Regions from separate parts of the Homo sapiens genome. Here region 2 is linked to region 1. A link is a loop called in an ENCODE intact Hi-C map of the cell type or tissue named here. Cell type or tissue: adrenal gland. All regions are shown on one strand. Each heading gives the region's core, and the rest is flanking DNA. Links, peaks and the distances in the headings are about the cores only.

The links. A loop is a pair of places that touch in the nucleus more often than their neighbours do. Peaks named below come from ENCODE experiments on the same cell type or tissue, not always from the same donor. Only the 100,000 strongest peaks of a DNase experiment are listed, where the experiment ranks them.
Region 2: a loop joins it to region 1, with 2.1 times the contacts of the local background. A loop is called at or near these places in 20 of 110 quality-filtered maps.

What each region holds. Positions count from the first base shown.
Region 1 is chr10:130,125,868-130,131,231 of GRCh38, reverse strand. It overlaps LOC102724883 (a long non-coding RNA gene), which reads right to left. Exons shown (of 3, transcript NR_188169.1): 3 at 3,882-4,978. It overlaps LOC105378561 (a long non-coding RNA gene), which reads left to right. Exons shown (of 6, transcript XR_001747659.2): 3 at 928-2,916; 4 at 3,451-3,645. Among named protein-coding and RNA genes, the nearest start is that of GLRX3, 7.8 kb to the left of the region's middle. RefSeq lists an enhancer at 4,395-4,564. In adrenal gland, for the core only: a CTCF peak has its summit at 3,252; a DNase peak (open chromatin) is centred at 3,272; H3K27me3 peaks cover 390 bases.
Region 2 is chr10:129,966,254-129,971,617 of GRCh38, reverse strand. No RefSeq gene overlaps it. Among named protein-coding and RNA genes, the nearest start is that of EBF3, 4.7 kb to the right of the region's middle. RefSeq lists enhancers at 246-865, 2,728-3,347, 4,590-5,210. In adrenal gland, for the core only: no CTCF peak of the experiment used is centred there; a DNase peak (open chromatin) is centred at 2,585; H3K4me3 peaks cover 294 bases; H3K27me3 peaks cover 5,000 bases.

The sequences.
Region 1 (5,364 bases), core at 193-5,192:
TTGTTTTTACACGGGAAAGGTGGGGTCAGCTTATTTAGCTGACCTTGCTATAGGATATGGTGTATTAGGTAGCACGGAGAATTTTGGATTTTCGGGTGTTGGGGGGCAGGGAGTTAGAGTAATTATTTGGGGGAAAGGGGTACTGGTTTCTATGATGTGCCTAAGGGAAGAGGGATTCTAGTTTCTCTGGCTAGCCTCAGAGGAGAATGAGGGGCAGGGACAGGAGGGCAAGAGAAGATCAGAGAAAAACTTTTGCTTCTGAGGTTGTAGCTGAGGCCTCATTCTAGGCTTCTGTTTCCTGAGCCCATGTTGTCACTGTTGATATCAAGAGGCCTAGGGGCAGCAGATGACCTCCTCCCAGCTCTAGGAGCTCTGATATTCTGACATGGACAGCAGACTACTAGGCTCTGCCCTGAGCTGAGCCAGGTTTTGGGGAGCTATGGGATACACAGGTGCCCACTGGTAGATGGCACTTTTCAGCTATTAAAAGCCCCCAAAGGTAAACATCTGTATTGATCATTCAGCACCCCATTAAGCTGATGATGTGGGACCCACACTGCCCATGACCCACTGTATAGCTAAGGAAACTGCCCAACCCACAGCAGAGGAGGGACATCGCCAGGACTCACTGCCCCGAACAGTGCCCTGGAAAGTCCATCCTCTCTCCCTATGACCATGTTAGGGCCCACAGGGAAAAACTGGCCATGACCCTATTAAATTGGCTTGGGCTGGCACAGAATGCGCTGGACCTGGCCTAGAATGCGCTGGACCTGGCCTTTCCCTTAAGCCCCATTAAGCTGAAAAGCAAGGACTGTGGCTGATTGTGGCCATGTGCCCACGGGTTCCTCCTGGCCGCTAATATTCTACTGACCCTGTATATAAGCATCATTTAGCCATGGTTTTTTTTTTTTTTTTTTTTTTTTTGAGACGGAATCTCGTTCTGACGCCCAGGCTGGAGTGGAGTGGCATGATCTCGGCTCACTGCAACCTCCGCCTCCCGGGTTCAAGCAATTCTTCTCCCTCAGCCTCCCAAGCAGCTGGGACTACAGGCGTGTGCCACCACACCTGCATTTAGCCATTTAGCCAAGTTCTATTCCGTCTTGGTGGTGGTGGTGGGGTTCCCATAGCCTGAAGAATAAGGGCCTGGGGCTCTGGGCCTGGGGACTGAAGCTTAGGCCTTGGAGACCTGAAGCTCCAGTGGAAGATGCTTTCCTGGACTTTCCTGGCAGCAAAAAAAACTTCACCTCTTGCCTATGAATTGCCTGTATTTTAAAGGGTGTGTGTGTGTGTGTGTGTGTGTGAGAGAGAGAGAGAGAGAGAGAGAGAAATTGAGGTGTAATTATTTTGCTGGGTGATGACAACAAACATTTACTGCTCCTAAACAGGCAAGGAAATGATTTAGCCATGAACTTTTCATGATGCCTCATTCCCTCCTGTGGTCCCGTGGTCCTCAGGCTGCGCAGTGGGAGAAGGGGGGGTGGGGGGCCACAAATAACCCACGTGGAAAGGAATGTGGGGTCAGCCTCAGGAAAACTGGGAGGGGAGGTCCCACCTGGTGGGGGTCTTTGTAAACCCTACCAAGGGAAGCCCAGAAACACAAAGAGGTGCAGGGAGAGAAAGAAGGAGGAGGTGTTTTAAAGAGTAAAGCCTGGCATTAGAAAGTGTTATTCGAGTAAAATGGCCAACGTTTCCTTTCTTTTAAGAGCGACTCTTAAATTCCAATTACTCCGCCCCCAAAGACCAGTTGAGAATAACCCCAACTGGAGGGAATTAATTTCCTTAGGAATTTCACTCTTACAAGATTAATGGAGCCCCCCTGCAGAGAAACGGTAAAACTGTAAGTACAGTAGATTTGCACCTGAAGGATACATATTTTAATTTCTGTTCTCAAGCTGCGATAACATCTTCTCCAGCTACTATAAAAAGCATAAATGAGCACCCGCACGTCTGCTGAGAACTTGCAACCCCAGGCTCCCCGGGAGCAGCCCCGCGCCGACCCTCCACGTTGCTCGCCTGGGTGCGGCGTGGGCGCGGGGATGGGAAGGCGCGGGGATGGGAAGGCCCAGGGCAAACAGCCTCCCCGCGAGCCGGGTCGACCCAGCCCAGAGCAGAACCCCTGGACCAGATTATCTTAAGTCGACCCCTACCCCGCCCCCAGCCCTGTCACCCACCGTGGCACCGCCCTCCCGCGGGGACAATTGGCCTGGACCAAGAATGGGGAGCCTGAACAGTGGCCGGTCTCCCACCCGCTCCTCCGGAGCCTGCAGGGGGGTTCAGCCTCTGTCCAGCAGACTTCCTGGCCCCAAGAACGGGCCTTGGGAAGGGGCTCCCCTGACTCCAAGTTGACAGCAGCCCGTCCCTTCTCCTTAGCCCAAGCCACTCTGGCAATGGGGACCTGCCTCCCTCACGCTAACCAAGGACCGGTCTGGGATGGGGAGTTGGAGATGGGCTGTGAGGACTCTTCTCTCAGCCCTTAAGAGTCCAGAACTTATCTGGGAACACATCAGCCAATTTTCTGTTCCCTTTCTTGCCAGGAACTGCTTTTATTGGAAGAAGTCTATGTATATGCATGCCATAAAGGTTGTTTATGCTGTCATAGCTAGATTTTTATTGGTTGTATTTTTGCTGCACTTGCTTGAAAAATAATTATTTTCAAAGAAAAGAAGAATTACATATCCAGTAAACTAAATAAGACTCACTGTTTATTAGAGACCTCTGACAGCTCCTCAAACACGAAAAAAGATTTCCAAGTAGTGGATGGACAATTTATGTGTAAGTTTATTTGTAAAACAGATTTCAAAACATACTTCATCTTGACTCTGCCAATAAAAATACATTCCATTTCTTTTCAGAAGTATGTCTTATCTGATGGCTTCACAGTAATCTGGTTTCCCCTAAGAAGCTAAGACTATCTGGGTAAGTGTGTACCCAGTAGCCTAACCTAGCTTTGGGTTGAGTTGTGGGGCTGCTATACAGAGGGGAAAAGTGATTACGTCCCACAAGAAGTTCTCTAGAAGAAATGTATTTATAAGAAATGTAGTTCATAAATCCCAACCCAGCTATTGCAATCTCTAAAAACTAGTTAAAACAATTTTCAAACATGTTTGTAATTGTTTGTTTACAATTTATCGGGGGGGAAGAAAAACTCACCCTGGAATGCCTGCCCATTTTCCATTCCCTACATAGATTCTAATCTCCCACCTAGGATGAGCCAGGGACTTGGGCGCGAATTGTAGTGCCAGATTCCAGGCTGTAGGTGGCATAAGTGCCTCTTCAGGCTGGAGAAACAGCAGCCTTTGTTGAGTGGCTTTATTCAACCTGAGAAACCACAGCTGAGAATTCACACAAACCGATGCTGTATTTGTGGAGGCTCCACCGACTCACCCAAAACACGTGCTTTTCCCCTGACCTGCAAACTTTTAACACCTTCTTCTCTTCCCGTTTCACTAGGCTATTTGAGATCCTGCAAGATTTATCAAGACTGTACTAGCCATATGAAAGCATGTTAACACAGGGAGGGAGAGAGGAAAAGCCCTCCACATGTTATGACTGGCATACATGCTTCCAAAGCATCGTTACTAACCGAAGGCCCAGTTCCTGAGGCGATCACCCCAGACACACTGAATGCAATTTGTTGGTCACTGAGTGGGTATACCTAATCACCACAGATGTTTACATGCAGCTGCATTTTCTCTCCGTTTGAGTCACAATGTTTTATATGTAAATAGTATTGTGTGCATGTGTGTGCATATGTGTATTTATCCTCCAAGTCCAGATGGAGTTAATTTTCTGCTGTTATTTGTAGTTCATGTTTCATATCTAAGAAACTAAGGACCCAGATGAGCTTTCCTTGGTGTCACAAACTTTTTTTTTTTTTTTTTAATAGAGATGAGGTCTCACTATATTGCCCAGGCTGGTCTCCAACTCCTGAGCTCAAGTGATCTTCCTGCCTTAGCCTCTCCAAGTGCTGGGATTACAGATGTGAGCCACTGCACCTGGCCAACAAACTTCTGATTCTTATAGAATCAGATGTAATTCCTTAGAGACCTGAGAAGTTCTATACTCAGGTTCTTTCGTGCCGTCTGACTCCAAGAGCTCTTGCCTGAAGGAGGTCCCTTCCAGGACACTGAGTCCCAACCCACACCACCTCCTTGGAGGGCGTGTGCCCTCTCTTCCGCTGACCTTGACATTCTTGCACAGGCTGCTTGTGCACAGAGGCATCACCTCCCAGAGGGGACCTCTGGAGTGGCCCCAGGTACCAGGTACAGTCAGCCGCTTCTACCTGTGGAAGGCGATCAGGGTAGAAAGCTCTGGGAAGCACTAAAAATACACACAACCCTTACAAACACAACTCGGTGATACATGCTAATAGTTCTGGACTCCAAACTGGGGCCAAAGCACAGACTCCACAGCTAGTTCTAGCATGTAGCAGATGTCACCCAACCTGGAAAGCTACTTGGTTGAAACTTAGTTAAATCCGTGGCCACAGCAGTTTTATACTTGACCTGAGTCCTCCAATGTCTGCCACACCTGCAGTGGCTTCCTTCCCATTCTCTCTCTCCTCTAAAATACAAGAGGCATTTCCCCCCAGTGCAGGAAGATGGAACAGACTATTTTGGTTAATCATCTACATTTGTGTTCTTGAGTTTCTTCTGGAGTTGTCCAGCCTGGGGCTGCATGCACATTGGCCCACCACAAATGCCTCCCTCTGCGGAGAGTGAGGTGGGCCGGTCGGGGCAGAACGCCTGCTTCTCAATGCACCCCTTGCTCACTCAGCTCTGGGAGCCCCCCTGCCAGCGTGCCCGAGAGCTACTCTAAATGAAGTTCGAGCTCCATTTCAGGAAGGTGGTGAGACAATAAAATAACCCAGGATGACGTGAACAGTTTTGCATTTGCTTCAAACTCTGAAAGGATTCATGGTTCCCACGGCCTCCAGACTGGATGGACCACTTTGGGTTTCAATGGCAGGATGATTTTTCTGTAAAACAATGGCTGGCTTTAAATTTCTTCTTCTAGAACAAACCAAAAAAGAAAAGAAAAAACAAACCACTAATTCTTAAGGATGCATAGGCCCCAGTTGCCTGATGGTATGTAGAAAGAAAGAAAGAAATACAGCGGTAATGTTCTGGTGAGGGAGCTAGTTTCCTAGGAGTCAAGTAGAAGTTTGCTGTTGACTCCATGATTAGCCTACGTCTGAGGTTGTATCTATTACTTGCCCATCATATGAAATATGCTTTAATCAAAAGAAACATCTTATTGAAACACTCCATGCCAACATTACCTTCAGACTTTGCCACCATAACATATACGTTCTTTTTCCAGTTTGCCGCTGGTTGAAATGACTAAGTGGAAACGGGAGATGCA
Region 2 (5,364 bases), core at 96-5,095, 160 kb after region 1:
CGAGTCCAAGGCGTCACTGGGAGCGGAGGGATTCCCGCCCCCCCCACAAAAGGCTGCAGCTCAGCCCGGGTGGCGCTAGCGCAGCGCCAGTCCCGGCCTCCGGGTGCGCAGCCCAGGCGGGGCCCTGGCGTGCAGATGCGCGCGTGTGCGGGCGAGGGTCGGCGGCACGGCGGCAAGGACACCGAGTTCAAAGCCGCCGGTGGATCGCCCCCGAGGGCGGCCCGGATGGCCGGAGGACCCCCCCCGCCCCCGCGCCGACGCACCCCCGGAGCCCGCGCCAGGCCCGCCGCCACGGCTGCCGGCGCCCTCCGCTTTGCAATGTAAATTTCAGCGGGACAAATTGCTTATTAATAGTCTAGAAGAGAAGCCGGTTTCTTTCTTTCTTCTTTTCTTTATCTGTTTTTATTTCTACATGGCCCCTAGCTATGCCCTGGGCCGCCTTGCCGCCCAGCAGTTTTCTCTTCATTTCAATGTCCTAAAGAAAATGCAAATTTCCACAGTGTGGCCTTTTTAAAAAGTTAAATTAGCAACAGCTTTAAGTGACTCCATTAGTATGGAAAACACACATGTTTAATGTGGGAATAGCTTCCTTTTAACGGGACTCATTCTGGTCTGTACATTCAGCAAACCCTTAGAGTTGGTAAAGAATCTCTTCGCGGCCGAATTTGTAGCCAGAGGTGCACCCTCCCCCTTCCAGCCCCGGCGTGCACCCGCCTTCCTGGGGGGAGAGGAGGGGTGCGTCCCGCCGCCGCGCGCTGCTGGACCCAGTCCGCTGGCTTGGATCCCTTAGAAGTCGCGCGAATGTGCGCGAAAGGGTTTATGCAGGCTGGAAGGGAGGAGAGCTTGACACATTTCTGTCCAAGAGCGGTATGCTCTTCCTTCCCTCCCGGCCTCATCGTCGCAGTCGCCGGAGCTGAGTTAATTACCCGGACGGACTCCCCGGCCCGGCCGCCGGCACCCATCGCCCCACTTTTGCGCACCAGAACGGGTGTATACACTCTGTTAAGGTGCTGTGAAGGAGTGAGATCGGGTAGCCGAGGAGGAGGACATTAGTACATCGGTGACCGTGGCCACCCTTTCCGTCCGTGCCCACTGTAGCTCTCCACCACCCCAACTTCCTTTACTCGTGTTGGCAAACCGCGGTTTCAAACTAGAATTTTATTGGCAAACTTTTGTGCGCGGTTAGCTTCCAGAAGAGGGTATTTAATTTTGTTATGAGGTCTGGCCGCCCCCTCCTTTCCCTTCAAGCCAGTGGCATCGCACTCCACACCCGTCCATGAAAGAGTTAAGATTTATGGTATGCTGGAGAGGTCTTGTTAGGATGTAATCTGCATTTTTAAACTACTGCGTAATAAAAAGTGAGAAGTTTTGAGACACCTTTCTTGATTATACCTTTGGCAATACTTTAGGTTTTACATTTAATTTGCATTTTGTTCTTGGTGAATATTGAAGTCTTGAGTGGAGGATTGAATTTTATTAGGACATCTGGACTGACAATATCAAATCAGACACCAGTGTCCCAAAGCATGCTAAAATTTCAGAGTTAATTAGAACGCAGTGTGTTTAATTAAAGCCAATTATAATATTTGAAATTATCTGATCGATCCGTGTTTGTACAGTTTGGGTCTGTTTAGGTGTTGATTGGCGCACTTTGCGCGTGGTTCGATCTCGGAACTTCTCTGGGGAAAGTTTGCTTTGTAAACTGGCGGGGGCGGGCCGGCGCGGAATCGGCGTCTCCCGCGCCCGCTCGGGCGCATCCAGCAGGACTGATTTTCCGGGCGCCGCCGAACGCAGCTCGAGAAATCCCAGCTCGTTGCTAAACCGATGGGCCTTTTAGGGTCCGAGGGACGTCGCCACGCACCAGCTGTCTTTTCCAGCTCGGCTGCTCCTCCGGAGTATCTTTACAGACAGGCAACCTTTCGGGTTGCCGGGTGCGTTGGGAGAAGCCCAAGTTCGCCAGTGTTTGATTTGGGGGTTTCGCTCAAGTAGAAGAGCCCCCAGAGCTGACTCGTGGGGTCGGCCAAAGTGACCGAAGGAATCCGAGAAAAGTTAGGAAAAGGAAACAATAATTAACTGTTTCCCTTATAATTTAGCACGCTGCAGGAGCCGAGGCACACCCCGGCGTTTTCGCCCCGCTTGGAGCGCCCATGGTTTTCCAGGGAGAAGGTTGAGCGAGTTCCAGGTCAGGTCCGTCGCCCCGCTGCGGGGCCGGGCACTTAGAGCGCAGGTTTCTCTCCAGCAAGGACGTTCGCATGGCGCTTGGTACCTAGGCCTTCTGCCCAGTGCCGGGCTTGGTCCGACCCTTGCTCACGCAGGTGGGCGGCAATTAGGACTAGGCGGCGTGTGGCGGTTTCCGCGCGCCCCTGGGGTCACGGCGTCAGCTAGGACTAGGTGCTCCGGTCGCGCAGGAGCCGGGGCCCAGCTGCTGGGGCCGGCAGGACCCGGGGCGGACACCTGCCCCGGGGTGGGTGGGAGCCCAGGCTGTTCTGCTCCCGGCTCCCGGCTGCGCAGCGGCACTCCACTCTCCCCACCCCAGGAGGCGCTGTTTGTCAAACTTGGCCGCCTTGGCAGGAGGCGCCTGCACGTTCTCACTTGGAAGCTGAGCCTTCCCTGGTACTGGGGGTCGGGCTTCAGCAATCTTAGCCGTACAGAATAAATATTAGAGGGAGGAGGCAATGCAGAGAACAGGGGTCTGGGACCCTTCAGTTTTTGCTTTTTACCCGTGAACCCAACAGGGCATCCTTCCTCCAGCGCAGGGAGGAGGCGCCCGTTGGTTTGCCCCATGTGCCAGGGGGAGTTGCCCAGTAACTTGCCTCAGAGGGCAGGCGGGGTGCGCGGCCTGTCTTGGGCTCTGCCGCCAGATGCCGCCTGAGGCCCCCGCGGCTAGCATCTCCGCGCCGAGAGGGCGAAGGCGCCCTCTCTGGTCCTGAGTAACCCACCCAAACCTGGCCGGGCTCCCTTTGTGCGCGACTGAGGTTGGGATGGCCCTTACTTCTCGGTTTTCCCCGGCCCACGGACGAGCGTGACCCCGTGGCGCAAGACGAACTTGGAGCGCTCTCAGAGGCCGCGTCACCACCCGTGGTGGGCAGGCTTTGCCAGTGCGTGCTGTTTCCACCCTATCCCGCAGTTCCCGGGATTTTCTAGGTGCGTCTCTCCTGGCCCCTCTGACCTCCTTCCCACTGGGGCCCAGGGTCAGTTTGGCTCTCTCTTTTCCTGTTCTTTCCCCGGCCCCTGCCTGTGCTTGGCGCCCGATTCTGACCCCAGGCTTGAGCAGGGCTAGAGGCCCGGAGGCCGGCACGGTCTGAGCGTGACCCCCGGGCGCGGAGGACGTTGGGGCGGGCCGCGCCTGCAGCTCAGCACTGGCGGCGGGCACACGAACTGGCGGCTTTTCGTGCATTGGCTTTCACCCTTTCCCGAAGGCTCCAAGTGACATGGCCAGGCAGCTTGGGCCTGTGGCCATGGGCCCTCCGATGGTGCGGCGTCGGGTCGAGCCCGCGCACCCCCTGATACTCCAGGGGACTTGGCCTCCAGGAACTCTCGGCCCAGGCTTCTCAACGCCGGAAATGCAGTTTATTACTCTTTGGAAGGATGTTAGGGAGGTAGGCGGGTGCCCTGGGCTAAGCCTCGATCAAGAAGGGGGCATTCGCCCGGTGCCCTGGGCGCTGGGCCCTGGGCCCGTGCAGACACCGCGGCAGGCCTCGCGCCCTGGGATTCCAACTTGGCCGAAGTTTCTGGGTGGGGGTGGCTTGGAGTCCGGTACCAGCCCAGGTCCCCGTCTCTGGGCCTTGCACCAGGCACCAGTGGAGGATCTGAGACTGAGGAGGGGTAAGGGGAAAGTTTCCTCTCTACGCGCGCCGAACAGCCCCCTTCACGGGTGGGTAGTGGGTACCGGCGGAGGACGCTGGCACGCGCGGTGGCTCGGGCACTGAGTGGCTGGGCAAGGAGGCCAGGGTGAGCCTAGGTGCGGCTCCTGGGAGGTTAGAGCCCCCGCTAGACTTCAGCCAGGTTTTTTGATGGTGCCACGGATCAGTGGCCCAAGCGCCGCCAGGGCCTTCTGCCCTGCGCCCGGCACGCCGCTCCCAGAGCCGGGCGCCAGGGGCGGCGGGCGCTGTCTCTTTAAGGTCACTGCCTGCTCCGGCACGACATGGGGAGGACAGCTGGGCACTGGCCATCTGACTGACTCCGGCTTGACATCTGGGAGCCCACTGGTGTGTGGCACGCGAAGCGCTTGATGCCGCTATTTAAATGCAAATGTGAGGGGGCTCATTGAAGCCTCTCCCCGTAAATCCGCACAAAAGGAATACTTCCCACCCTCCGAGGAGGAGGCGGCGGCGGCAGCTCGAGGGCCACCCGTGCAAATCGCGTTGGGCGCGGGGCCCTGAGCGGTCGCCGCAGCCGTCGCGGCCCGCGGGGTCCCCGGCAAAGGTCAGGCTCCGCCCAGTCCGGCCCCCGGACGCCGGTCTGGCCCCTGGGAGCGCTCTGTGCACCGAGGTTAGACCTGCGGCCGCCGTGGGCCTGCAAAACTTCCAAAGTAGCAGCCTGTTTCTCCTCGTCTCCCTTCTCCTGGGTACCCAGCGCCCCGCCTTCCCCAGAAAGGGCGAGGGGTGGGGGCAGGGCTCCCTCGGGAGGTGGCCAAGCGCCGGGACGCGCTCCCAGCGTTACTCAGGACACTTGGGATTTGGCCTGCAGCCCCCTTCCCCATCCCTGGCCTGGCTGCGGTGTCCCTTGCTCCCCTCTGCTGCTGCTCCTGCCCCATCAAGTCGAAAATCTGAGGGTGGGATGGGGTGGGGGACCAGGGGGTACCCTCCCAGGCCGCTCCGCAGCAGGCCGAGGTGGAGACCCTGCCCGGTAGGCGAGTCCTTGTGCCCACAGCTCGGAGCCAGCAGCGGAGTGACAAAAAAGATAAAGTTGGTGAATGATAAAGACCGTATTTTCCACGCTTTGGGTGCGGGACCAGATGATCTAGAAAATGAGCTGAAATGGATTCAGCCTCCGAGCCTGTTGTGAGAGCAGCTGATTCCCCCATTTCGGGCCAGATGGCTGCTGAACACAGATTTGCATTCATTTTCGCTTAATATCGTCCAAAATAGTGGGGCAGCTGCATTTGTTGTCAAAAAGGTTTAAAACCCCTTTTCTTTCTGGGGCAGGATCGTTACCTTATGTGATGGGCTTATAGAACTTTTTTTTCCTCTTTAGTCAACAGTATCAGATTTAGAAGGATTTGTTTTTAAACCTTCTAATTTGGTAATCAGATTTAAATCGCCTTGGCGCGTGTAATCTGAATTAAAGATACTGTAAATGATTTTAAGCATGATACTTTCGTTAGCGCAAGGAAGGGGCACCTCTAGCACAGGCTGGACATTT